Regions from separate parts of the Homo sapiens genome. Here region 1 is linked to region 2. Evidence: chromatin loops called from intact Hi-C (ENCODE). Cell type or tissue: chondrocyte. All regions are shown on one strand. Each heading gives the region's core, and the rest is flanking DNA. Links, peaks and the distances in the headings are about the cores only.

Evidence for each region. A loop is a pair of places that touch in the nucleus more often than their neighbours do. Peaks named below come from ENCODE experiments on the same cell type or tissue, not always from the same donor. Only the 100,000 strongest peaks of a DNase experiment are listed, where the experiment ranks them.
Region 1: it touches region 2 in a loop (4-fold over the local background); 3 of 110 quality-filtered maps call a loop at or near these places.

Annotation. Positions count from the first base shown.
Region 1 is chr22:44,569,518-44,581,039 of GRCh38, forward strand. It overlaps LINC00207 (long intergenic non-protein coding RNA 207), which reads left to right. Exons shown (of 4, transcript NR_028411.1): 2 at 983-1,071; 3 at 1,859-1,975; 4 at 2,522-2,932. Among named protein-coding and RNA genes, the nearest start is that of LINC00207, 5.9 kb to the left of the region's middle. RefSeq lists an enhancer at 4,696-5,235. In chondrocyte, for the core only: no CTCF peak of the experiment used is centred there; no DNase peak of the experiment used is centred there.
Region 2 is chr22:44,441,579-44,453,100 of GRCh38, forward strand. It overlaps LINC01656 (long intergenic non-protein coding RNA 1656), which reads left to right and starts at 1,749. Exons shown (of 3, transcript NR_109966.1): 1 at 1,749-1,823; 2 at 2,064-2,213; 3 at 2,806-3,210. RefSeq lists enhancers at 2,349-3,078, 3,079-3,808, 6,426-7,089, 7,269-8,468, 7,937-8,076. In chondrocyte, for the core only: no CTCF peak of the experiment used is centred there; DNase peaks (open chromatin) are centred at 6,883 and 7,859.

The DNA of each region.
Region 1 (11,522 bases), core at 3,997-6,496, 130 kb after region 2:
CTTCATTTAAAAAACAAAGAAGCTGATTGGAAGTGCTGAGCCCTTGGGTAGCGTTTTCTGACTGCGGTCTCCACTGCAGGTGATCTGGCGGATTGCTTCCCCGGGGGGTCACTGGGGGTCAGAGTGTGAGGATTTCCACTAGGAAGGTCAGTGGAACTGACCCCAACCAAAATGATCCCCCAGCTCCCCCCTGCTGCACGTGAGGCCTGGCTGCCGGTTTTCCGGGGGCTGCAAGGAGAAAGAGGCGGGGGTCTCCAATACTCAGTACATGCCCTGCTTTTGGAGTGGCATCCCCCAGTCCAGAGGCCTCTGCCAGACCCTTTCTTGATAATAAATCTTGGGGTTTCTGCCAGGCTCAGGGAGGGGCAATCTCCCAGTTGTGTAAGCAGTGGGAGTGGATAGCTGTCTCTGTCTCTGTCCCTCCCGTGAGAGGAAGACTAACTGCTGTTGTTTGAAACAATCCTCCTTCACTCCCCTCCAGAAATATCTGGCATCTCCATCCTCCCAGCCCATTGTTGCTTCTCATCTTTGCATGCTGCTGGCCGGCCATGTTTCAGCTTCTCAAGCTCACCTAGTGGGTTACGGCTCATCCACCAGGTTTCCAGTCTCCAAAATGTTGGTGCTTGGGCCTCCTCCCCTTTTCTCTTTCTGCTTGAGGGTAATGTCCGTAAAGTGATCTTTACCATCATTTTAGTGAGGGTTCAAGAAGAGGCAAATGTACATGTGTGCATCTGTGCCACCATCTTTGTCAGAAAGTCCAGTCTTTGCACCTTTTATCCTCATGGTTGCAATGTGGCTGCTCCTGCTCTGGGCATCAGATCCACATTCCAGGCAGGAAGAAGGGTGTGTGCCCCTGAGACCATCCCCTTTTATGGGAAATTAAACTGGCAGACTTCCTCTTATGTCCATGGCCACTCCTAGCTGCAAGGGAACCTGGTAACACCTATTTTTAAGGGGGCAAACTTTCACTCCAACAAAACAGGTTCTGTTTAAAGAGGAGAATGGATGGTTACACATCCTGCTTGGGATCCAATCACTGAACCAGAGGGGAACACCGTGCATGATGGGCTGGTAAGGCGTGGGGGTCAGTACAGCATGACACAGAAGGTGAGCTGGCTCCTTGAGGGAAAAACAAAGTGCTGGCCCCAGAGGCAAGGAAGGGTTGCTGGCGGGCAGAGAGGACGCTGTCCGGAGCCCACAGTAGATTCTCCTTGATCATTCACTCCCAGTTCCCTTCCTGCTCCTAGTTCAGTCCCTGACTCCTCTTCTCAGTGCTGTCACTGTCCCTGTCCTGGGACCAGGGTAGGGGATGGGAGGAGAGGTCTGCACGTTGCTGAGCCTTGTGGAAAGGTGACCGTGGACCTCTGGGAGGATGATCTCATCACTTTCTGAAGGAGGCGTCGAGCTGAGATGCTAACAATAGCCAAGCACGATGCCGGCCTGATTGGAGAGGCTAAAAAAAGCAGCTCATTCCAAAGCCTCATCAGGGAAGAAAAGGGCCACGAAGGCAGGTTTGCAGGGCTTTAGGGAGGAGGGGGAGAGGGATGCAGAGGGATGAACTGAGTGGCCTGAGTCTCAGCACAGCTGTGGCCATGGGCTGCCTCCATGTCCAGGAACACCAGGTCTGCCATGCACCACCCACCTGCCCCCATGTTTGCACAGGGCACCGGGGAAGACCTTCAGCCCTACTGGGCTACCCCTTGAGTACCCTCTCCTCCCACATTGGAAGGTCTTCTGCTTCCTGGAGCTTGGCCTGCCTCGGGAGGAGGAGAAAATGGTCCATGTCCCCAGAGAGCCCATGATGTGCCGGCCTAGGTGAGCACTCTTCGCACCTCATGCCATGGAACTTTTGCCACAGCCCTACCCACTTTACGGATGAGGAAATGGAGGCTCGGGAGATGAAGCTGGCAGACTTCCTCTGGAACTTCCTCTGGACATCTGGAGGGACGTCCTGTCAGCAGAGCAGGCTGGACTGGTGAGTTTCCTGCTGCTGGGAGTCCTGGCTAATGTGTTCAGCCCCCACTGACCTCTCTGTGCCCTTGATGTTTTTGAGCCTCATGGTCTGCCTCCCACCAACATCTTCTGTCTCCTCCCCCATGCCCCAGTGGCAGCTGGTGTAGAGGGTGGCAAATGACAACCTCAAGGCCAGAGAGGACCATAACATGCCCACAGCCACACAGCCAGTAACAGGCAGAACTAGGGCTGGAACCCACATCGCCTGCCTTCTGGCTTCTTCCTTACACCATAGCACAGCAGAGACAGCATCAGAGGCGAGGCTGGACAGGCCAGCTAAAGGAGGGTGCTCGGACCCTGCCCCATGGCCAGCAGCACCATGCCTAGCTTTCCGCCATAAGCCTAGAGAGAAATAACGAGGCCCGAACTTATCTGCACTGAAAAGGCAAAGTTACAAATAAAGAACGGCTTCAAGCCCGATGATTGGAAACTTAGCTGCGTTGCCATCTGTCGCAAATGCCACCGCGTTCTTCGTAACCCCCGATGACAATTTCCTCTTCATTTTCAGCTTCACAAAGAGGATGCAGCCCCACCTCCCAGCGGGAGTCAGTTCTGCTCTGAGACGTGAGGCTCAGAATCAGATGAAGACTCCTGCTGCTGCATCTTGAAGATAATGATGCTGTTGCTCCCGGCTGGAACCACAGCAGTGGCGATGAGTGAACAGCCAGCAGAGTGGAGCGGCCACACTGATACAGGTGAGGCTCCAGCACTGCCGCAGCCCAGGGCCAGGCAAAACCGCCTTCCTATCCCCCGGGAGCCGAGGCCTCCGAGATCGGCGCTGGGAGGTCGCACAGTGCAGGCAAATCACACGGACCTCAGAGCAGGGTCCCTGGCCGTGAAAACTCAAAAGACACAGTCTTTAAAATAAGGACAGAAAACTGTATTTAGTGCCACAATAAAGCTGTGTCACAAACTACCCAAAACTTGGAAGCTTCAAATAAGTGTTTATTTGACTCACAGTTCAGCAGTTTCAGCTGGGCTCTGTGGCGCGATTCTTCTGGTCTTGGCGGGGCTCACCCACGTGTCTGGTGGGCGGCTAGCTGCTGGCAATGAGCCTGAGTGCTCCTCACCCTCCCAGGCTGAGCTGGGTGTGTCCTCGTGGCAATGGCAGAGGTGCAGGAGAGCAAGCAGAGGGTACACAGCCCCCCGAGACTCAGCTCAAGGTGGGCCACAGCCACTTCCGCTTTGTCCTGTTGACCAACATGGATCACAGGGCCAAGCCCAGAGTGAGAGGTGGGCAGGCCAACCCAGCCCCGGTGAAACGGGCAGCTCCAAAGAAGGTGGGAGAGTGGGGCCATCAGTGTGACCTAGCGCCAATGCCTGTCCCCAGGGCTATAATCTGGAGGATTAAGTGAATGAAGGGTCATGAAAACACCTTATGAACAAGTGCAGAGGTCTCCCACATCCAGTCACCAGTGGAGGCTGCCTTGGTGAGTCCAGGTGCCATCTCTGCACCGCGTCCCAGCCTTCAGCCTCTGGCCCTCTGGGCCGGCCTTCTCAGAAGAGTCAGCTTGCTCATGCTGAAGCACAATTCTGATCATGCCACTTCCCTGCTTTAAGCTCACCCACAGCTCCCCACTGCCCTCTGGGCCTCTCTGATTCATCCTGGGCTTGCCTCTTGGGCCTCAATGTCCCCTTTTATCCCCTGCCTCAGGGCAACACCAACAGAATGGGACCTATGCTCTCTCCTGACCATGGACCTTTGCACAGGCAGCTCCCTTGGCCTGGAATTTTTGCCTCTTATTATTTCTTTCTCTTTTTTTTTTTTTTTTTTTTTTTTGAGGTGGAGTCTTGCTCTGTCACCAAGGCTGGAGTGCAGTGGTGCCATCTCAGCTCACTGCAACCTCCGCCTCCTGGGTTCAAGTGAGTCTCCTGCCTCAGCCTCCTGAGTAGCTGGGATTACAGGCGCCCGCCACCACACCTGGCTAGTTTTTGTATTTTTAGTAGACACGGGGTTTCACCATGTTGGCCAGGCTGGTCTTGAACTCCTGACCTCAGGTGATCTACTCACCTCAGTCTCCCAAAGTGCTGGGATGATAGGCGTGAGCCACCAGGCCCGGCCTGCCTCCTATTATTTCTGCACCCATCACTCAGGCCCCTGCAGCCTTCCTTGACCCTCCATCCAGGGTCAGGTGCCTCCTCTTGGCTTCCACCACCCAGGGGCTTCTCCGTGTCCACCACAGGCCACACTGTGGAACTGCTTACCCTGTCTCTGGAATGCCAGAACATTGTCAGATCCATCTTCAAGCTCCCATTGCCCTGCACAGGGCCTGGCACACAGTTGGTGCCTAATAAATGTTCCCTCCACCTTACCCTATCTGATCTTTGGAGCGCTGGGTGAGGGCAGCATCATGAGGTTGAGAAGCAGGAGAAGGCTTAAAGATGGGCTGATTTATAGATGGGGAAACTGAGGCCCAGAGAAGGAGAGGAGCTTACCTAGGGATACAGAGAAAAGTTATTCATTCATTCATTCACTCAACAAATTTTTATTACACACCTACTGTTTGCTGGGGAACATAGAAAATACAGAAACCCCTGCCCTTGTGAAGCCCACAGTCATCAAATAAGTCAAGAAAAAAGCAAATATAAAATTGCAATTGAGACGTGCTACAAAGAGAATTACTCAGAGCTGGGAAAGCCTTCCTGGCAGAGATTGCCAAGAGCCTGCCCAGTGCCCCTCCTTCCCTCTCCTTAGAAACTGACTCTGCCAACCGGGTGAGGTGACTCATGCCCGTAATCCCAGCACTTTGGGAGGCCAAAGCGGGTGGATCACCCAAGGTCAGGAGTTCAAGGCCACCCTGGCCAACATGGCAAAATCCCGCCTCTACTAAAAATACAAAAAAATTAGCCATGCATGCTGGTACAAGCCTGTAACCCCAGCTACTTGAGAAGCTAAGGCAGGAGAATCCCTTGAACCTGGGAGGCAGAGGTTGCAGTGAGCCGAGATCACTGGGGGTGGGGAGGAAGAAGAGGAGGAGGATGAAGGAGGAGAAAGAGAAGGAGGGAGAGGAGGACCGGTAGCTGAATGGCATGAAGATGACACCACTGCAGGATGGGCCCCAAGGACCACGCCACAGCGGGGGCAGCCGTCATATTGGTGGGCTTCCTGATGGATGGTTCATGTGGGATGGGATTGTTATGGTGATAGGGCAGGCTGCTGAGCCGGAAGGGGCTTGTGAAGGGAACTGCAAATCGGAAGAGGACGGAGCCCACGGTGGGAGCTGGGTTGAGACACCCATCCTGCCCTCCAGGTCCACAGTGCCCTCCCCAGCCCCTGGGACGTGTAGGGTGCCCCCGCCATAGCGCGACTGCCCATCCCCAGAACTGGGAGAGCCGAGAAGCCCTCTCCCCAAGACAGAGCCCTGCGGTCCCCAGCCACAGGCCCTAGGGAGTTCCAAAAGCCTCCCAGGCAATTTACCAGAGCATGTAGCCAGCTAATAAGGTGACTGGATCCTTTGTTCAAAAGTTATCTTTAGACAAGAGCATTTATCAAGTTTAATTAACGTGTCACGGGCTGCAGTGTGAGCGATGGCTCTGAAAGCAGCCCTGATAATACTAATTTTTCTACATTAATGCCAACTCGGCACTGAGTCCCAAGCAGGAAATAGACCGTCAATGCTAACACCACCGAAAAAATAGAGATTTCCCTCCCTAAATCAAATTAAATGTGTTGTGGATGCCTGAGTGGTGTGTGGGAGGCTAAGGTGGGGAGCCTGGGAGGCTCTGGCTGAGAAGCCAGGGTGCGTTGTAAGCTGCCCTGCATCCTGTGGGCTGGGCACCTCCCACCTAGGTCCCACCTGGAGTGGAATCTTTGAGGCAGGTTGGTGTCCTTTCCCCAATTTTACAGAAATAGATGCTGGGGTTCAGGGAGGCCCTGTGAGTCATCCAGGCCACACGGTTTTATAGAGTCTGGCACCAAGATCTGTTCTTCCTCCATCTCACGAGACCCCCAGGCACATGTAACTGCTCAGTCAGTAAACGCTCGCCCAGCACTTACTGTGAGCAGGCACGATTCTAGGTGCCCAGCACCCAGCAGCAGGCAGAGCAGACAAGAGCAACTTCTCCTGGAGCCAATGTGCTGCTGGGACACAGAGGAGGAGGAGGATGACAAGGAGAAGGGGGATGGGAGAAGGAAGAGGAGGAGGAGAAGAAGAAAGAAGGGAGGAGGAGGAAGAAGAGAGAAGCAGAGGAGGGAAAGGAGGAAGAGGAAGAGGGAAAGGAGGAAGAGGAAGAAGGGAAGGAGGAAGGGGAAAGAAGAGGAGGAGGGGGAGGAGAAAGAGGAGAAAGAAGGAGAGGAAGAGAGGGAGGAGAAAGGGAGAAAGAGGAGGAGGAGGGAGGAAGAGGAACAAGAAGGGAGGAGGAGAAAGAGGAAGAAGAGGAAGAAAAGAGGGAGGAGAGGGAAGAAGAGGAGGAGGAGAAAGAAGGGGAGGAAGAGAAGGAGGAGAAGGGGAGAAAGAGGAGGAGGAGGGAGGAAGAAGGAAGGAGGAAGAGGAGGAGGGGGAAAAAGAGGAGGAGGGAGGAGGAAGAGGAGGAAAGGGAGGAAGAGGAGGAGGAGGAAGAGGAGGAGGGAGGAGGTAGAGGAGGAGGGAGGAGGAAGAGGAAGGAGGAGGAGTAAGAGAAAGAAGGAGGAGAAAGAGAAGGAGGCGGAAGGAAGAGGAAGGAGGAGGAAGAGGAGGAGGCAGAGAAGAAAATTAAGTACTGCACCTGCACGTGTTGCCATGTGCTAAGAAGAGATTAGAACAGGATAACGGTCAGGAGAGATGTGAAGTGCTGAGAGGCCACGGGAGATGGGGTGGCCAGGGAAAGCCCTACAAGGAAGTGGCATTTGGGAAGATGCCCAAATTAGAAGGAGTGGGCACAAGAGTAACTGGATCAATGGCATCACAGGCAGAGGGGACAGCAGGTGCCAAGGCCCTGAGGCAGAAGTGAGCTTGGTGCACTGGATGGACGCCAGGAAGCCACCGTGGCTGGAGCAGAGAGGAGAGAGTCGGTCCCCAGCCCTGGGAAAGGGGAGGCTGTGATGGCACTGGCCTGTGCAGTCAGGGTCCTGTGTGGCCAGGTGTGTGGGAGGAACAGCTCCTCACTGGCCTTGCAGGCATCTGAGGCTCAGCAGGATGCCTGCTTTGGATGAGCAGGGCCATTTTGCCAAGCCCTGAGCAGAAGCGTGTGGGCAGCCAGCTGGGATGGAGACTGAGGGAGCTGTGGGGCAGCCAGGTGCCCGTGTGGCCCAGCTGTGGTCTGCTAGAAAGGAGTGCAAAGCTGGGGGGATCCTCTCTCACTGGGGGTGCAGTCTAGGCCCTAGAAACCCTGAGGCACCAGCCTGAAGACAGAAAATGGGCCAGAACCACTCAGTGAGGTTGTCCAGAACTGAGACCACTTTCCCTGCAGAGCATGTGGGGACCGAACAGGCGATCTCAGAGGGAGCCTGGTCCTCATAGAGGTGGGGAAAATGGGCACCGGATCACACCACGGCACAGAGGGTGGAGCAGCCCAACCTAGCCTGGGATCCTGCTTCCATGGACCAGCCGTGTGACCCTGAGCAAGTCCCTTCCCACCTCTGTGCTTCCACGATCTCATCTACGGAAGGGCGAGGAAATCTCGGACTCTTGGATTTGTTGTAAGGAATTGACAACCTCAGACAGGGGAGGTGCCCAGCCCTGCACTTGTCCCAGAGCCCTTGGAAAGTGGAGGCCATTGTCATTAGCACACAGAACCCTTGGGGAGACCAGCAAATAACTAAACAGTAGCAGGCGCGTCCATTTCCTCTGCTGGGTCCTGGGAATAACTCCAGGCCGGTTGAAGGTAAGATCCCAGAGGCATGCTACACAGGGGCAGACTTCAGCTCAGTAGGGACTGAGGGACCCCATGAGGGGCTTACTGCCTGTGTGGAGGTGAGCTCCCCGTCACAGGAGGATGCCAGCAGGGCAGGAGTGGGCTGCCTGCATTAGCTGAGTTCACGCAGAATGGCCTCTGCACTCCCTGACTCAGGTCCCAGGACTGGAACGCCCTCTAGTCCTCCAGCCCCTGCCCATTAGCGTTAACTGTGGTCAGGGCCACCTCACCCCAAGGTCGCGGCACATTCAAACCCGGCCCTTCTGTCTGCCTCCCTGGTATGGCGTGGAGCTCCGGCCCCCACTCTCCCTGCACCTCCGTCGCTACCCATGTGTCTCATGTCCTGAGATGCTCTCCTTGTTCTGAAGAAGCCTTTCTCTCATGCTGGCCCCTGTCCCCATCCCTTCAAACCCTCAAAATCCCCAGTCGGGGCTACTATGCCATAGACCAAGGCTGAGCTTGGCAGAGGGAACTAGTGGCTGGCACGGCCTAGACCAGAAGGAGCTGGAACCGCAAGCCACGGCGCCCACCAGCCAGCATGCACCATTCCCCGTGGGGACTTTACAGCTGGGCTCCCCCCATTCCTGGCTCTTCTCCCCGCCCACTGCTGATGCGCAGTGCTCGGAGCATGAACTTGATTGGGGCCTGAAGTGCAAGTCTGAAGCTCCGCAGAAACCGCTGCGCCTGGCTCCCCACTCTCGCTGGCATCTACGCCTTCCCTTCCCAGCTTTGGGTAGTGACGCTGGGGCTCCACAGGAGTTACAAAATCTTCAGAGTCCCTGTGTATGGTGGGTTCGGGCACATGCCCCTCCCCCCCACTCAGTGCCCCTCCCTCCTGGGTCCCGGCTCCCAGCAGAGACCCCTCTGTAGGTCTCAGGTGTCACCTGCCCCTGCATGTACAGACAGGCTCCAGGAAGGCCAGGTCACAGCCTGCGGCACACCAGGAGCATTGAACAGGGAGCTGGGAGCAGGTGCTGTCCTAGCACCTCTACAGCTTTGCAGGCACTTTGGGCAAGTTGCTGTCCCCCTCTAGTCCTCAGTTTCTTCATCTGTAGAATGAGGAGTGAGAGGAAACACCCTGGGCCCTGGATTCTCCAGGTCTCAGCATTTCTAAGTAATTGTCCTGGGCCAGCTCTTCCTAAGCCCTGGGTCAAACCTTAGGGAGCAGAGGAGACATGAGCTGATGTTTTCATCCAGCCACCTGCTTGCAAGGGGCAGCAGAGAAGGCTTTGTTCTTCAGGTGTGGGGCCCGAATCAAGGAAGAAATGAAGAAGCGAATCCTTCCTCGAGGGCATAACTCCCCGCCCTGAAGCCTGGAGTCATCCCTAACACTCCCTGGGGCATCCAGCCTGGGGATTCCTGGGAGGTTTCCTGTGGCCTCCTGGGCTCTCTCTGTCCCTTCCTCATCTCCCTGATACTCAGCTGGTCTCCGTCCCTCTGGGAAATTGATAACAAGAGCGCCTCCCCTTTCCTTTACCTGAAGGTACCGCCTAACGGCTTATGATGTCAACAGGGCTGTGCGATCCCCTGACAAATCCCTGCCCAATCTCATTTGTAGTCTTCACCACAGTGCATGCTGGACAATTTTGGCTCGGAGGCAGGAGAAGATGCTCACACAATCATGTCCAGCTAAGACCCCATGACCTTGGGCCTGGGCACTGCAGAGCCCCTCATTGGACTCTAGTTGCTCCCTCCAATCTCTCCTCTGAACTACAGCCCCCAGCCACCTGGCATCCTCCAAGGGCACCTCACTGCCCATGGGAAGCTCTCTCTCCCTACTTCACCAGTCAGAATTGGTCTAGCTACATAACACAAAAACCTGAAATAAGAGAAGCTTAAATGAAATAGAAGCTCATTCCCCATCCTTAAAAACTCAGAGGTGGGCCTTTCAGAAGTGGAGTGATGGCTGGTCCTTTATCCAGAATGCTGGCATTGCTATGTCTGCATCACCATTCTCAACACAAGGCTTCCGTCCTCAAAGTCGTCTCATGATCCAGGACGGCTGCTGGAGCTCCAGCCATCACATTCTCCTTGCAGATTGGAAGGAAGAGGAAAAGCAGACAGTTAACAAGGGCCACTCCCCAAGGGGAGCCAGTTCCCCTTAAGCATCAAGTCTGCTTATCTTCTTAGCCAAAACTTCATTCTGAGGCCACATCTGTCTGTAAGGAGGGCTGGCAAAGGCAATGCTTTGTTCCCAAAGCCGTGTGCCTATCAAAAGCTCCAGGCCTGTTTGACCCCTGAAGAATGGGAGAGTGGGTCCTGGAGGGACATCTGGCAACCTCAGCCACATCACCCTGCAGAACAAGGTTCCTGTCCCACCTCCTCCAGGAAGCCCTGGAGGCTCAGAAGAGGGTTAAGGTGAGAAGTCAAATGTGTTTGGGGGTCTCTGAACTGGAAAAGGGGGACCCACATGATAAAAGTGGGTCCCAAACTTTGGCACACATCAGAATCCCCTAGAGGACTTGCCAAGACACAGATTGCCCACCCCACCCTGAATTCATCGGGTCTGTGGTGAGGCCCTAAAATGTGCATTTCTAGCAAATTTCCAGCTGATGCAGGCTAGCTCAGGAATCCCACTTTGAGAACCACCAGGGTAACAAGAAAGGGCAGCCTAGCAGGAAGGATGTGGACACTGGGATTTTCCTATTGTTATTTGTAAAACACAGACAGACCGCACTTCACAGTTTGTGAGATAATTTTACGTCTCGTCTCACCTCTCCGCCACCCTGTTCGTATTATTTTTCATTTTATATTTGCCCAAGAATATCACATGGCTTGCCCCAGGTCTTGTGGCTTGCTCAGCAAGTAGTTGGAATCGAATCGAATCCAGACCTTGTACCTTTTCCCATTCGTCTTAACTCCTCTCTTTATTCAGCCCACACTTCTGCCACTTTTCCTAAGTACCTACTCTGTGCTGGGCCCTGGCTCACACATCACATACATTGTTCCATGTGACCCCCGTACCCAACCGCCCCAGTGGCCTGTCCCATTATCTTTTTTTACAGGAGAGGAAGCTGAGGCTGGGGCCAGGCATGCCGGAGTCAGGATTTGAACCCACATCATTCAGTCCCGATCCCCAGGTCACCCTGAGCACCTCTCTTCCTCCCGAAGGCACTGGAGAGCAGAAGCCCTTGGAAGCCATCAGAGTCCATGGAGCTATGGGGCAGGTGGTAGAGGGAAGAGACCCCGGGGGGTAATTGGGTCCCTTGAGCCTCTGCATGGCCCAGCCGTGCCTTCCCAGTGCAGAAGGCTTTGTTCAAGGTCCTCTTCAAACAGTCTTTTCAACCACCCACTTCCCCCGTTTTTAGCTTGCTTCACCCAGGTCTTTGAGTTAATTATTCCCAGACAGAAAATTACTTCTAACGCTCAGAACAAGTAATTTCGGATGGCAGAACTCATTATCAGCATTGTCCACATTTCTCCGGGAGAGCAGGGGAGATTTTCTCCAGCCTGGGAGCTTAATTATGGGAAACAGTGGAACAGAGCTGCAGTCGGCACAGACGTCAGTGCGTGGTGGCTCCTGGCAGGGGCTGAACCCAGAAAGCCAGTGGCCAGGGTGAGGAGGTTCGGAGCCCAGCTGCCATTACCTTCCACTGGCAGGATTGGGGGCGGCAACCCTTGGGGCCCACGCCTGACACAGAGTCCCTGTGTGGGTTGAACGGCCTACCCCAAAGGTT
Region 2 (11,522 bases), core at 5,491-7,990:
ATCAGGTGGCTCTGTGCACCACGAGCCCAGGGCCAGGCCAGGCATGTGCTATCGGGGCAGAGGCCTTGCGGCCCCCATCAAGAGTCAGCTGTCTGGCCCCGAGCCCCCTCCCTGCTGCCCCAGCACCCTGACTTCCAGCACCACCATCCCAGAGGGGCCTGTGAGACTCAGCTGCATTGAGTGGCCTGAGGCCAAGTGTGCAAGGCCCTGGGGAGCTGCAGAGGGAGCCCCCAGGAGAATGAGCCTGGGGCCAGGGCGGGGGCCGCCCCATCTTCCTCCCTCGTGCCTCTCCATGAAAATCTGCTCTCACAGCCTCCCCAGCTCAGCTTCCCGCTGTGCAGGGGCAGAGACTGGGGCTCTGAGCAGCCTCAAGGACATGGCCAGGGGCCCCCCAGACCCCAGCACTCTGCAACCCTCTCAGGGCTTTAGAGCTGGCCACGGCCCTCAGAGGGCGTGGTGGGGGCTCTGGGCCAAAGAGGGCAAACACTGCTGAGGGGACAAGGGGATGAGATGGGTCTCCAGGGGTCCAGGAGTCACTGTGGCCTTCAACCTTGGCCATAGCCACCTCAGTGAGTGACGGAAGCGAAGCCTTCCCTATGGGTGAGGTAGGGTGGACGGGGAGTGTAGACAACACTCCCAGAGGCCCGGCTGAGAGAGGCAGAGGCACAATGCGAGGAGTGTGGGCGGGGCTTCCTTAGTCTGGGGACCCCTGAGCATGATGCGGGCGCGTAGACATTGCTGAGATGGGAGTGGGTGGGGGGTCAGTCTCTCTCCATCCCAGGGCCCAGCACCTCCCTCCTCCCATCCTGGGGACTCCCGGATCCTCATGCCTTGGTGTCCCCTCCTGGCGGTTCTTTCTTGTTAACGGTCAGTTCTGCACCCTGGGGTCCAGGCCCCAGCACCTCCACATGCCTGGAGATCTTGCCTCCTGAGTGGCAGAGATGATATGCCAGCAGGGTTGGCATCGGGAGGAACCTGCTGGGTTCAGCTCTATTTGTTCTGAATTACCATAGGAGGGAGAGCAAATGGGACCAGCAGCACTGGGGGGGCAGGTGTGATGGACAGGCCTGGGAGCCACACCCTGGGAAATGCCAGCCACAATGGCCCCACAGAACAGGCCACAGCCTCCAGCCCCTGCCCTCCCCCAGCCATGCCTCCTCCGCAGCCATCAGCCCTTGCTTCAAACTGTGCCTCTCCCCAACACCCCCAGCACCAGGAGGAGTAATTTTCCTAATAACCTTTGGTGTCTCTGACTTTTAGCCTCTAGCAGCCACTTCTAAGATTTACCAGGATTTCCGTGGACATGGTTTGACAATTTCCTCGAGGAATTAGACAGTTCAGTTGCAAAACTCAATTTATCTGAGAGCCGCACGTTCTGGTCCCTGAGCCACCAGGCACCTCCTCTCGCCAGCTCTGCTGTTGACAGCAAAGTGGCCGCCCTGAGTGGGGACCTGCCAGGGGCAGCTCGCATGTAATTCAGGGGCTTCTTTGAGGACGCCTGAGAAGTACATAGCATCTAAGACTGTGTTCTCGGTAATGAGGGTTTAGAGAAAAGCAATTCTGGAGCAGGCTCCAAGAAATTGAGATAATTTCGCTGGGAGATGAGAACTGAAACATGACCCTGCACTGTGTGGCCTCGGTCTGGAGGCAGGTGACAGGGTGACGTGACCACCCAGAGGGCCCTTAGATGACAGACAGGGCGAGGCGGCCTCCTTTGCCTGGGTGGCTGCAGGGTCAGGACCAGGACCACAAGGAGAAGGTGGGCCCAGCAAGCCCAGAGGACACAGCCACCAGGACTGTCACCCACTCCTGGGGAAGGGCGGGTAGGAAGGAAAGGGGTAGCTGAGGAGATACAAGAGGCAGAGGGCGGCAGGGAGTGAGAGGGAGGTGGTGGGAGCAGGGAGGGCAGGGGAAAGGGCCTCAGGCCAGTCCTGGAGGAAGGAACTCCCTTCCCCGGTGGTGGCCATGAAACTTCCCTTTAGAATCCTGCTGGGGAAACTGGCTCTCTGAACTATTTTTTTTGTCTGCGCTATTTTTTTTTTCTGTTCTTGGGGCTGTGGAAGGAAGGTGCTGTCTCCGGGGTTGTCAGAAAAGTCCAGAATCCTCCTGGAGTTGAAGTCTCTCTGCGGGGCCAGGATGGCGAGGAACTGGAACCCTGGAGCCTGTCATGTTACTCCAAGGCTGACTAGTCCCAGTCCCCAGTGAGAAGCAAGGTGGGCCTAGCTGTACCTGGAGCCAGACTCCTGTTCTGGGGAGGGGAACAGTCACCAGAAGGAGAAAGTGACAGAAATGCTCAGCTCAGCCCCCACCAGCCGCATGCATGTGTGGCCCCTCTCGGTCCTCCAGTACTGCACCCCTGCAAAGGGAGGCTGGTGGTGTCTGCGCACATACACGCACATATGCACACACACAGACACATGCACATATGTGCTCATGTGTGCACACACACTCACACACATGCATGTGTGTACATGCACATGCATGATTCTGTCGGCTGCTTTCCAAGCCCTGGTATTGTGAGTGCTTCCAGGCTTCCAGTAGTAGTCAGACAAACCGCTTTGTGAGCCTCCAATGAGATCCTGGGGGTGATGGGGCATCTTCATGGAGACTGGTGGGTGGCGGGTGCCCACTGCATGGAAGATTCCGGTCCTTCTCCTACTTTTTCTCCCCAGATTACTGGGAGGCTTAAACAAAGCCAGGCTAAGGGAACACGGCCCGCCCTTGGTGCACCTTAGTAATGTTATCCTCACTGCTAATGTAATGGCCCCCAAGTAAATGAAGAGGCTTCTGACGTCAACATTGCAGGAGAACCTGATACAGGCGGTGGCCCGGCTTGGAATGAGCAGAACAACCTAGACCCGTCTGGCTTTGGGAGTCAGAGGCTCGGCTTCAAATCCCAGCTCCACCTTGGTCACCTGCAGGACCCTGAGCCGTAGAGGATTAACCCAGTCGGCGTGCAGGGGGCGTGGCCTGTGCCTCACTGCAGGTACCCCTCCTGTCCCTCCCGCAGCACTGATGACAGGCCGGCTGTGCTGGGCACCGAGAATGCACCGGCCCTGCTCTCGCAGGGCCCACAGACCAGGGAGGGAGGAAGATCATAAATAAATGAAGTGAGCAAGGCACCGTGCATGTATTCTACCAGTGTCTACAGAGCCCATGCTCTGAGCCAGGCACTAGTCTAGTAAATAAACATCGCTAACGTGTTTCAGACACTTGCCTTATCCTCCAGCCTCAACCTCTGTTACCCATGAAGTCTCACAATAGGCCTAGGGGGTGGCCCTCTTGTAACCCCATCTTACAGGAGAGGAAACAGAGGCCCAGAGAGGCTAAGCTCCTTGCCATGCTGTTAGGCAGTGACGGAGCCTGCACCCATAATCGGTATGCTGCCTCCTGCTGGATGCTAGGGGGGTCTCCAGGGGCTGAAGCTCATGTGGTCCCTGCCTCCTGGAGCTCAGGCTAGTGGGGCCTGGAAGAAGAGGGGCAGGGCCCTTCCATCTGTTACAGTGAATTCCAGGTGGGTGAGATCAGGGAAGGCTTCCTGGAGGAGGTGATGTTTGAGCCGGGATCTGAAGGTCAGGAAGGAATTAACCAGGTTCAGAGGGAGAGAGAATCTACTCCTTCTACTCATGCTACCTATTCTTTGACACCCCCTCCAGGAAGCCCTCCTTGCCCTCTTCCAGACGGAGCTCCCACACTACAGCTGCACTATCTCTGTCTGTGCCCGAGTTCCCACCAGACTGTGGAACTCCCAAAAGGCAGTGCAGGGGGCTGGCTCCTCTGTGTCCCCAGCACCACCCAGCCCCGGGCACGGGAATCAGAGGCTGAGGGACGGCAGGCTGTGTGGGCTGAGGTGGGAGGGCGGCATAGCCGAGGGGCCCGTTTGTCACACTGGCTCCAGGTGCACAGGGTGAGACACTCAGGAACCCTGCTGCTCAGGAGAATTTTAGGCCAATGACCTGCCGGCCCCTGATTAGCCCCTGATGTTGCTCTGTGTCAGGCAGCGCGCCAGGCAGATGACCCCCTCTTTGACCCCAGGAGAGGCTGGAGTAAGCGTGTCTCCAGCCAGGACGTGCAAATGGCATGCAGTGGAGGAAGCCAGGGAGCATGAATTGCTGGGACCCAGCTGTCTGTTCTGGAAGAGGGCATTTTTCCCCCCTGCCCATGTTAACTTTATCCTTAGCTTGTACCCAGAACTCCACCGCTGTCTATCGGTTGGGCAGACAGAGGCTGCCTTGCCTGGCTGCCAACACGAAATGGCATTTTGCTCGAGGTGTTCCTCCTCCCTCGCCTTTCCCTGCCTCTAAATTCAGAGCAAAGGTAGCATGAGTCACGACTCATCGACACGGTGAGGGACAAGCATGCTCCGCCAGGGAGGGGCTTTGTGCGGTCTGAACCGGGGACTGCAGCAAACGATCGCGCAGCGGGGACTCAAGCCCCTGATGGTGCCAGAAAAATATAACAATAACAGAAATAAACACCAAACCCACAAAAGCTCAGTGCAGAAGGCCCAGAGTCCAAGAGCGCCCATGTACGCAGGCCGGCCAGCTGGGGGATCTTGGGCAAGATATCCTTGAGGATAAAGATATCCCTTTTTAACTTCAGTTTCTTCATCTGTAAAATGGACAGGATAATACTTATACCTACTTCATAGGATTATTGTGCTGACAAATAAGTGAGTATCATATGCCCAGCACCCACTAAGGTTCAGATGCAATAAATGGTAAGCCGTACTGCCATCATTCAGATGCTCATGAAAGCCTCTGTGTCTGTCACCAGCTAACCATGGTGACCTGAAATGAGCCTTGGAAACCTAGGATGGCAAGGAATGGGTCTAGTTTGTGCCCTGGTGTATTACCAAGACTTTCATAAATGGCATGGGAAAATTACCCCTGAAGATTTATGACCACAAGCCAGCCCTCAAACAAGTTCATAGGGACAATTGACACTTCCAGTTCTGTGTGCAAAAACCTCAGGCTGAGAATTTAGATGAAAATGGCTTTCTCTAGACTTCTCACAAACAAATGCAAATCCCCCTGGAGCAATTAAGGTGACATTCCAACCACAGGAGCATCTTACAGCTGAGAGTCACTAAACACACGAGGAAACAGGGCACCATGAGTAAGAACCAGCACAAACCTCACCTAGCTGAATCAGATCCACAGAGTCCCCAGATAGCAGAATTATCAGATGAGGAATGTAAAATAAGTCTGTTTACTACAATTAAAGACACAAAAAAGAGGAGAGTTCAAAATATGAGTTGGGAACAAGAGATTCTAAAAATGGACCAGGCATGGTGGCTCACGCCAGTAATCCCAGCACTTTGGAAAGCTGAGGCGGGAGGATCACTTGAGGCTAGCAGTTCAAGACCAGTCTGGACCACATGTCAAGACCTCATCTCCATAAAAAATTTCAAAATTAATAGGGCATAGTGGTGCTTGCCTGTAGTCCCAGTTGCCTGGGAGGCTGAGGTGGGAAGATTGCTTGAGCCCAGGAGTTTGAGGCTGCAGTGAGCCGTGATCACACCACATACTCCAGCCTGGGCAATGGAGCAAGACTCTGTTTCTAAAAAATAAATAAAATAAAATAACCAAGAAGATTTGAAATAGAATCAAATAGAATTTGTAGAAATTAATAAAATGGTCATTGTGTAAATTGGTGTGATTACTTTGAAAACAATTTGGCATTATCTAGTAAATGTGAAGATGAGCACTCGTAGTTAGTTCCCTTCAACATTTTTTTTTTTGTTTTCTTTTGAGATGGAGTCTCGAACTGTCGCTCGGGCTGGAGTACTGCAACCTCAGCCTCCTGGGTTCACACAATTCTCCTGCCTCAGCCTCCCTAGTAGCTGCGATTATAGGCGCACACCACCACACAGGGCTAATTTTTGTATTTTTAGTAGAGACGGGGTTTCACTATGTTGGCCAGACGGGTCTCAAACTCCTGACCTTGTGATCCACCCGCCTCAGCCTCCCAAAGTGCTGGGATTACAGGCGTGAGCCTCCGCGCCCGGCCCCTTCAACATTTTTTAGAGAATCTCCTGCCCATGTACACCAGGAGACACATCCCAGATGTTTCTGGGAGCACTGTTTGTAACAGTAAAACAAACACAATGAAACTTTTTTTTGTTTTTGAGATGGAGTCTCGCTCTGTCGCCCAGGCTGGAGTGCAGTGGCGCAATCTCGGCTCACTGCAAGCTCCACCTCCCGGGTTCACGCCATTCTCCTGCCTCAGCCTCCCCAGTAGCTGGGACTACAGGTGCCCGCCACCACACCTGGCTAAAGTTTTTGTATTTTTAGTAGAGACGGGGTTTCACTGTGTTAGCCAGGATGGTCTCGATCTCCTGACCTCGTGATCTGCCCACCTCGGCCTCCCAAAGTGCTGGGATTACAGGCATGAGCCACCGTGGCCAGCCACACTTTTTTAAAAAAAGAAAAGAAAAAAAAGAGGGAAGGGAAGGGAAGGGGAGGGGAGGGGAGGGGAGGGGAGGGGAGGGGAGGAAAAAGAAAAGAATGTTTTCACAGCAGAGGTGTCTAGTCCTGGGAGGGGCTGGTTTGCAAGGGAGTGAGCCCCCCCATCACTGGTGGGAAGGTGAGTTGAGACTGATGACTACTTGTGAGGACGCTGTGCTCTGAGGTCTCATTTGTGCTAAGGTTCCGATAGCTGGCCGGGTACAGGGTCCCTGTCTGATATAACTCCTGAGACCCTGGCTTTGGACCAGGCACAGGGGCCATGCTCCGTGGACATCTGAATGAATGAAAAAAATGAATGAACAAAGTGGTTGCAGGCACCGTACTTCACCGCCCATGCAGACAGCCCTGCCGTCCGGACTCCCAGGGAGCCCTGGCCTGCATTCTCGTCTCCCAGGCATTCTGACTCACACGTTCCCCAGGACATGGAGGGCGTCCAAGTCGTGTGGATGTGTGGCCCTGCAGACTGAGCTGGACTCCTTGAAGAAGAGGACACTGTTGCCCCTCCTCTGCACGCATGTGCCCTCCGCTCTGTTGGCTGGGGTGGAGATGGGGCATCCCCTCTCGGGGTAAGACAGGCCTGGGGGCTGTTGCTGCCAGAGCCACGTCTTTGGCTAATGATTCATACTCTCTGAGCCGAAATCTCATTATTTGCATAATGGAGAAAGGAATACCTCCCCAGAGGGCTGTTGTGGGAACCAGGTGCAATTTTATGGATAAGACAGTTCTATGTAAATGTCAAGGCTGGACCCAGCTGGGGAGTTATGAAGCCCTGCAGGATGGCAAAAGCTGTTTCAAAAAGGCTGCCACGTGTTATCCTACTTAATTCTCAGCACAGCCCAATAACCTAAGTAGGACTGTGATCCCCACGCTACAGAAGTGTAGAATGAGGTTCAAAGAGGTCAGGAACCCAAGCCACACAGGGGCGTGGGACAGCCTCCATACAAAGTCAGGCCAGAGCCTCGCAGGGACCCGTAGTACCGACTGTGTTTGAGGGTCAGCCCCGTGCTTTCTGTTGCTCCAGTCTACCCGCCCCCTGACCTGTCAGCAATGCCTCTGAGAGACGGTGGGCAGAAGGGCAGTCATCCATGGATCCCCGAGCCAGGGCCCTTGCACATGACCTCAGATGAGAGGCCGATGGTGCCAAGGCCTTCTGAGTCAGGCTTGGGTTCAAATTCCTGCTCCACCACTGGGTGATGAAGTACAGGACCTCCTTCCCGCGTGGTTAGAGGGCACTCCGCACCCTGTCCATCCTGGTAAGTCACTTACTTTGGCCAATGGAATCAAGTGAATGCCATGTGACCAAAGGCCTTAAGAGTGCCCTTGAGGTTTGCACTCCGGTGATCGGCCCCGAGATCGGCTGGAGCAGCCTGGGCCAGGAGCTGACCCAGACCCGTCCCTGTCGACCGCACACAGGCCGAGGTTGAGTCACCCGGGCAAAGCCAGTTGGGATCAGCGGAACCACAGTCAACCTGCAGACCCGGAAAAGGGGAAATCACATGCCTGCTGTGCGTGCTGCCCAGGCCTGGGGTGTCTGTGAAACTGGCTTAGTTTGGAAATTCCTGACTCATTCTCTGAACTGCTGATTCATTCTCTGAGCTTCGGCATCTTTGTCTATTAAATGCTCCCTCCTTTCAGGGTTCCTGGAGCATGATCCGAATCAACCATGCTTCCTTTGAAACCCCAGGGTCGCCTGCAGAACAGATCTGCTACATGGGTGCATGTAGCCCCCCCACGCTGGAGGCTCTTTCTCTGCATGTCTGTCTCCCCTGAGGGACCAGGCCGTGCTCAAGGCAGGGCTGGATGGGCCCACATCCCTGCCCAGTGCCTGGCCCAGAGCCTGGCTTGGAGAAGGCGCCCAGGAAATGTCAGGTCCTTGCCACCAATAACCCTGCCTTTTAGGGCATTGTGTGGGGTCCGTCCATTGTTGAATCTGGAAGAACCCCCGGTGCTGTGGGGCCATCCCTCCTCCCTGAGCATGCGGGCACAGGTGCCAGGGCTGCCCATGCTGCATGAGGATTACAGGAATCCTGAAAGCAAAGGCTCGGCTTTGGGGTGGCTGTGGAGGGTGTGGCTTTAGCAGACTGGGAATCCTTTACATCCCAAACCCAGGACGCAAGCAAGGCTGGGTGTTCATAGCCTCAGCACACTGGGGCCTGGTGTCACCCTCAGCCCGGCCATCTACAGAGTCAGAATGCACCAGCCAGGGCAGCAGACAGAGCAAAAAAGACCAGGAAAGAGCCCATAAACTGGGGGTAGCATCCGGACCGTGGAACCGGCCGCCACCAGCATGAGTGGAATGGTCACCAAGAGCTATGAGGTCCCAGGGGGACTGCCTGGTCTGTTTCATCCCCTGCACACATCGCACATCAGGAAACTGAAGCTCAGGAAGGGCATGGCATGGCACATGTGAAGCCTCGGCTCAGCCAGCGACAGACTAGATGGGACAGGATCCACCAGGCTCACCCACAGGTTGATCAGTGTGCAGGGTCTCAGAGTCCAGTCTGAGCAGCCTTAGCTGGGACTGTCCATGCCATCCTGTCCAGCGGCCCCTCCCAAGTCCTGGAGGGAAGGCCACCTGCTCTGAGGGTGGGGTCGGGATGGTGACGGTGAGTCACAGTTGCCACCAGGCCAAAGAGACAGCCTCTATGTGGCCTTTCCCAGGCTGCGGGATGACAGGAGCCATGCCCTGGTGGCAACCGCTCCATGTCTGCAAGCTTCGAGATCGCCGTGCAATTCCAATCTGGGAAGGCCCCTTATAAGGAATTCCATTCTGGAAAGTCGCCGCCAAGCCAATCACTGAATCAAAAGGAGGAAGTCAACCTCTTCGGGTGGATTAAACCAAAGAGACATCCTGGGTACCTGTTATATGCTGGACACTCTTCTAGACTTGCTATTTAAACATGGATTCTTATGAGACAGGCATGATTATCCCCATTTTACTGATGAGAAAACTGAGTCCCAAAGAGGTGAAATAACTTGCCCAGGACGAAGTAGTAATATGAAAATGGAGATCTGTCCTGATTGTTCATTCATTCATTCATTCAATATATTTTTGTGTCTGATCTATGCCAGACACTGTGCACCTGAAAGGCCTCGCCTGTACCCTCTGCACCTACTGCCCCCAGCCTGCAGGCTGCTTGTTCATGCCTTCACGGCATGTTTGCCAAGCGCTCTGTGTGCACCACAGTCCGGCAACCTGTGGGAGACCCTGAGCCAGGAAACCCTTCTGAGCCCCCAGATGCCTGACCCCAGAAACAGCGAGACCATGGATGCTATTGATTTAAGCTTAGGGGTGATTTGTTATACAGCAATAGGTGACTCATAACTGGCACACACAAGATTCAGGCTGGGGAGGTCATTCTTGACAGAGTAGGAGCATTGCCATCTTGGACGAGCACCTTGATCAAAAACTGCCTAAATCCAAAGGGCATCAGCCTAACGGCCAAGGTCAGCATGACCATAAACCAAAAATGACATCCCTTCCTTCCTTCCTTCCTTCTTTCCTTCCTTCCTTCTTTCCTTCTTTCCTTCTTTCTTTCCTTCTTTCTTTCTTGCTTGCTTGCTTCTCACTCTGTCGCCCATGCTAGAGTGCAGTGGCATGATCTCAGCTCACTGCAACCTCCACCTCCCGGGTTCAAGTGATTCTTCTGCCTCAGCCTCCTGAATAGCTGGAACTATAGGCACCTGCCACCACACCCAGCTAATTTTTTGTATTTTTAGTAAAGATGGCATTTCACCATATTGGCCAGGCTGGTCTTGAACTCCTGACCTCATGATCCACCTGCCTTGGCCTCCCAAAGTGCTGGGATTACAGGCGTGAGCCACCACGCCTGGCCTCCTCTTTCTTTAACTCTTACAATTCTTCCATTCCACCAAGCAGGAAGCCAAGCCAAGGGGAGTGGGGGGCACTCAGGACCCAGAGTCAAGCTGGGGGGTTGGCCTCTGATATGGTTTTGATGTGTGTCCCCTTCAAATCTCATGTTGGAATGTGATCCCCAGTGTTGGAGGTGGGGCCTGGTGGGAGGTGTGTAGGGCACAGGGGTGGGCCTCTCGTGAATGGCCTGGTGCCTTCCTCGCAGTAATGAGTGAGTTCTTGCTCTGAGTTCACACAGGTCTGGTTGTTTAAATGAGTGGGACCTCCCTCTCTATTGCTCACTCTCTCCATGTGATTCGCCGGCTCCTGCTTTGCCTTCCGCCATGATTGTAAGTTTCCTGAGGCCTCCCCAGAAGCAGATGCCGGCTCCATGCTGCTTGTACAGCCTACAGGACTGTGAGCCAAATAAACCTTTCTTCAGAAATCACCCAGTCTTGGGTATTCACATTCCTTTATAGCAATGCAAATGGCCTATTCCAGCCTCCTAGCTCTGTTCCTTCTGGCTCTGTAAGTGACTTTCCTCTGAGCTTTGTTTCCTCATCAAGAAAAATGGAGAGGCCTCTCCGTAGGGGTGTACAGGGGGTCAAGAGAGGTCTTGGGGGCTGAGCCTCAATGTGGGTCTGTGTGATGGGAAAGATTTTGCTTTCCGGTTGTTGTCCGGTTTGCTTTCTACAAATTTGTCAGCTGCAAGCTCTCTCCCTGAAGCTGCCTTTAATTGGGTTGAGAAGGCACGATTTGCCAGGTGAATGAGTTGAGAGGGTGGGTCGGGGGCAGCTCCCTGGTGCCTGCTGCACACTTGCACCTGGAACAAGTCTCTGGCACAGGATATATGGTCCTTCCCACCACTGGTTGGGTTGAAGGAGTCACAGAGAGAAGGGTGCCCCTGTCCACCCTGCAGTGCCCACGGCCGATACTGTTATGCCCCAGAACAGCCGGACCTACTCTTCCTTGTCTGCCCCATTCCAATTCATCAGGGCTCAGATAAGAGCTTATCAGATATTATGAAATCACTCATCCACACAGACCAGACAGAGGGGCTGCCTCAGAGAAGCAGAAGGTTCTAGGATAGAGGCCAAGCCCAAGACAAACAAGTTTTTAGGTGATGCTGGAGAAGAGAGCCCACCAGCACTGGGGAAGAAAGAACCAGGACTTCTGGTTCTCCTCTCACTCCAGGTGCA